Regions from separate parts of the Homo sapiens genome. Here region 2 is linked to region 1. Evidence: read pairs that join two places in POLR2A ChIA-PET (ENCODE). Cell type or tissue: HepG2. All regions are shown on one strand.

Region 1 (2,500 bases):
TTGTCTGGAGGCACCACAGTTTATCCATTCACCTACTGAAAGACATGGGAAGATTGTTGTCTTCCAATTGCCACATTTTGACAAGTAAATGGCTATAACTTCCATGTGCAGGTTTTTATGCAGACGTAAATATTCAGCACCTTTGGATAAATACCAAGGAGTGCAATTTTTGGATTGTATGATAAGAGTATGTTTAGTTTTTGTAAAAACAAACAAACAAAAAAACATGTCATACCGCCTCTCAAAGTGGCTGTGCCATTGTGTGTTCCCACTAGCAATGAGTGAGAGTTCCTGTTGCTCCACCTCCTCATCAGCATTTGGTGATGTCGGTGTTCTGGATTTTGGCCATTCTAACAGGCACGTGGTGGTGTCTCGTTGTTGTTTTAATTTGCATTTTCTGGATGACATATGATGTGGAGCATCTCTTCATATGCTGGTTTCCATCTGTGTATCTTCCTTAGTGAGGAGTCTGTTAAAGTCCTTGGCCCACTTTTTAATTGGCTTGTTTTCTTATTGTTGATTTTTTAAAGAGTTATTTGCATATTTTGGATAACAGTTCTTTATCAGATGTATCTTTTGCAAATATTTTCTCCCAGTCCATGGCTTGTTTTCTCATTATTTTGACATTGTCTTTCCCATAGCAGAAGTATTTCATCTTAATGAAGCTCAGCTTATCAAGTCTTTCCTTCATGGATTGCACTTCTGGTGCTGTATCTGTAAAGTCATTGCCAAACCCAAGGTCATCAGATTTTCTCTTGTTATCTCCTAGGAGTTTTATAGTTTTATATTTTACTTTTAGGCCTGTGATCCATTTTGAGTTAATTTTTGTGAGGGGTATAAACTCCGTGTCTAGATTCATTTTTTAGCAAGTGAATGTCCAGTTGTTCCAGAACCATTTGTTGAAAAGTGTTTCTTTGCTCCGTTGTATTGCCATTGCTTCTTGAGAATGTCCTCATTTTTGAAGTCTAGAGCACCCCCAAAGTCCCCCAGAGTGACTTCTCCCAACTTCCCTACCCAGCAAAACCTCCCATCATAGACACCTTAGGACTCTCTCCCCAACACTGGACCCCATTCCAATGTCATATTTGTTGATAGGACTCCTTAGCTGCCCATCACCCTCATTGGACCGTAAGCACCATGAAGGCAGGGACTAAATCTGTTCTACTTACCATTGTGCACACTTGGCAGGGCACCTAGGCAGTGCTTCATGGATATTTGTTGCATGAATGCCTGACTTTCAGGTAACAGCTAGCAGCAGCAGAGTCTCAGGAGTGAGCCAGACTCGGTTCTTTTTTGCTTCTCTGAACTCACTCACTTCTCTAATCCTCCCAAATGAAGGAGATATTCTGATTGCCATCCCGAGTAAGTTCCAGTGAGGATGAGTCACCTGCCTGAAGTTCACAGGCCACTGAGATGAGGGACAGCCACAGAAGCTCTCAGCGTGGCATCAGAGCCAATACCCCTCTGCTCAGCAGTTGTCCAAACTGAACCCACCCCTCCAGGAAGCTGATCTCAGCTCAGAGTTCCAAGCTGATGTATGGAAAACCCAGGGCCACGGTCTCCAGCCAGCCAGCAACAAAAGTCAGGTGACTGGTGGCTTTGACAATGCAACTGTGGGGCCAGGGCGGCTGACCCACCGGCAAGGACAACAGGCCACACGTGCCACTCGCCCTTCTTGTTTGCTTTGTATCTGGTTCCCACTCGGCAGTGCCTGCCAGGGGCTGCCAGGACCACGCTTTTTCTATCTAATGGTTAAAATTCTTAGAAGTATTATTCTCTGCTTTGCTTGGCAGCCCCACAGAACATACCTCTGATGCGTCAGGTAACTGGATAGGGTCTTGGTCACAGCAATTTGCTGAACACAGGGTTTTGCACACAAAAACACATTACGGCACTCGGGGGTGTCACTCGGGAACAGTGCCAGTCTCATTAGGCATTCTGTGTACCAGAGAAGAGGGAGTAGGGCTGGGGGGCCTGGAAGAGGGAGGCTTGTGTGGGTGACTTAGGAGCCCCTAAATTGCCCAGCCTGGTGGACCACAGGACTCACTCCAACATTAAGACTCAGCCTGGTTAGCTGGGTGTGGTGGCATAAGCCTGTAGTCCCAGCTACTCAGGAGGCTGAGGGGGGAGGATTGCTTGAGCCCAGGAGGTCGAGGCTGCAGTGAGCTGTGATCAGGCTACTACACTCCAGCCTGGGTGGCAGAGTGAGACCCTGTCTCACACACACACACACACACACACACACACACACACACACACACAAAGAGCCTAGGCCAGAGAGTGAGAACACAAGCAGTGGTGTCAGTTGGGCAGGGGTTAGGTCTAGCCTTACTACCCTGGCTGTGTGACTTTGTGAAAGACAATTAACCTCTCTGAGCCTCAATTTGTTTGTTTGTTTGCTTTTGTTTTTAGAGACAAAATCTGGCTCTGTCACCAAGGATGGAGTGCGGTGGCAAAATCGTGGTTCACTGCAGCCTCAAATTCCAGGGCTCAAGCAATC
Region 2 (2,500 bases), 220 kb before region 1:
TTTGTAATTTTAGTAGAGACGGGGTTTTGCCATGTTGGCCAGACTGGTCTCGAACTCCTGACCTCAAGTGATCCACCCACCTCAGCCTCCCAAGGTGCTGGGATGACAGGCGTGAGCCACTGCACTCGGCCATATCTCCATTTTTAACAAGAGGGAAGCCCCCTCCTGCTGCTTAGGGCAGGCCACAGTTGTCCAGCTAGAATCGATGGCCACGTTGTTTTTCACTGCATGTATTTTTGTGGTGGTTTTTCTTATTATGGGCTGATACCATTTCTTTCATTTATGGTGGTGACAGAAATGTTCCATATTAAATGGAAAGCAGGGTCAGGTGATGGTGGATATGGCAGAAAATGTGAAGGAGGCCTGAGGGAAAGAAGGTAGATTCTGAATTCTGATCCGGCCCCTGATCCGGAATGGATGCTGAGGCCCAGAGAGGGAAAGGACGGGTCTGGAGTCACACAGAGTGCCAGGGGCAACACCAATTCTCAAGCTCGCAGCCCAGCACTCCTTCCTCTGAGCGTTCAGCTGTGCTGGGCTCCAATGCATAATGAATGGAATTCTGAGCTGCCGCTTTCCTCCCAGAAACCCCTCCCATCAAGTCCCTTGGGGACCCTCTCCCCACCTCGGGGTCCCTTGGCCCATTTAAAAACCCAGGCTGCAGGTGAGTGTGTGGAGTACATCCTTTTTAACAATACTCAGACAAGCAAGTCTGGTGCCTAGAAATCATGTTTCTGCTTTGAAACCTGCCACTGACTGCCTTTCCCAATTTCTGCTTAGCAAATCTTCACAGGCCGTGTTTTAAATACTCTTCCTCCTTTTGCTATGATCAAAGGAATTACTTGTTCCCCTGATAGGTGACAAAAGATGTCAGAGAAACGAATGAGAGAATGTGGTTGCAGCCCCCTTTCCTTCGCCTGGAGGAAGGAGAATCGCAAGGCATCTTGGGCTGGGTGGCTTTTAGCATTGAGTAGAGTGGGGGTGCAGAGATAAGGGAGGAGGCTGCAGGCAAGGGCAGAGGAGGGGTCCTCAGGCAGGCTGATAATTTGGCGCCAGTAGTTGACATCAGTTGGGTGGGCTGCTCAGCCTGCATTTCCCCTTCTCCCGGGCAGAGCTTCCTAATTTTGCTTTAGGGTACCCACCCTTCAGGAGGCACTGACTCCATCCCCAGAGCTGGGGCTGTGTGTATGACTCAGACCTGGCCACAGCGATGGACTTCAAACTGGGCATGTGACCTAATCAGAACCAAACAGGAGCAATCTTGGGCTTTTTGAGATTGACTGCTCAGAGAGGGAGAAGACGCCCCTTCCTGCTGGGCTTGGGGTAGGGCTGTGAGCCTGGAGCTGCAGGGAGTTTGGCCAAGAGGAACTTCGGAAATGGAGCCAAAAGATAGGGTGGGAAATGGACAGATGCTGAGTCCTGTCCTGATGATCTCAAACTCCTAGATCAAGCTGCATCTGACTATGTAAACTCTCTTTTTTTTTTTTGAGACAGGGTCTCAATCTGCCACCCAGGCTGGAGTGCAGTAGCACCATCTCAGCTCACTGCAACCTCTGCATCCCGGCTCAAATGATCCTCCTACTTCAGCCTCCAAGTAGCTGGTAGCTGGGACTACAGGCATGTGCCCCCACACCTGGCTTTTTTTTTTTTTTTTTTTTTTTTGAGACGGAGTCTCACTGTTGTCACCCGGGCTGGAGTGCAATGGCGCAATCTTGGCTCACAGCAACCTCTGCCTCCCGGGTTCCAGCAATTCCCCTGCCTCAGCCTCCGCAGTAGTCACCACGCCTGGCAAATTTTTGTATTTTTTGTAGAGACGGGGTTTCACCATGTTGCCCAGGCTGGTCTCAAACTCCTGAGTTCAGGCAATCTGTTTGTTTCGGCTTCCCAAAGTGCTGAGATTACAGATATGAGCCACGGTGCCGGGCCTGAACTGTCTTTTTTGATTAACCTGTTACTTCTTTTCATTTGTGACAAAAGACAGTCATTTCTGATGATCTTTTATCACTTGAACATGTATCTTCAGGCACCTCACCCCCTGCAACAATCCCTAAGGACTTGGCAAATACAGTTTTTTCTACCTCTAGCCACATTTCTAGGCACAATTTCAGCCCCTTCCAGCCTCATCACAGGCCAACACTGGAAGAGTCTCTATTAGAGGCCGCAAGTACAGACTGGGAAACTGAGGCCCTGTGTTGGTCCATTTTGCATCACTATAAGGGAATACCTGAGGCTGGGTAATTCATAAAGAAAAAAGATGTATTTGGCTCAGCGTTCTGCAGGCTGTTCAGGAAGCATAGTCCTGGCCTCTGCTTCTAGTGAGGACCTCAGGAAGCTTTCACTTGCAGTGGAAGGTGAAGGGGAGCGGGCATCCCATGGTGAGAGAGAGGGCAAGATAGAGACAGAGAGAGATGCCAGGCTCTTCTAAACAACCAGCTCTCCTATGAACCTACAGAGAACCTATTCATTACCATGGGAAGGCACCAAGCCATTCATCAGGGATCTG

What was found. Peaks named below come from ENCODE experiments on the same cell type or tissue, not always from the same donor. Only the 100,000 strongest peaks of a DNase experiment are listed, where the experiment ranks them.
Region 2: POLR2A ChIA-PET joins it to region 1 with 8 read pairs; 1 of 35 experiments calls an interaction of 5 or more read pairs at or near these places.

Annotation. Positions count from the first base shown.
Region 1 is chr16:50,437,268-50,439,767 of GRCh38, reverse strand. No RefSeq gene overlaps it. Among named protein-coding and RNA genes, the nearest start is that of LINC02178, 43 kb to the right of the region's middle. In HepG2, no CTCF peak of the experiment used is centred here; a DNase peak (open chromatin) is centred at 1,477.
Region 2 is chr16:50,656,181-50,658,680 of GRCh38, reverse strand. No RefSeq gene overlaps it. Among named protein-coding and RNA genes, the nearest start is that of SNX20, 24 kb to the left of the region's middle. In HepG2, no CTCF peak of the experiment used is centred here; a DNase peak (open chromatin) is centred at 1,233.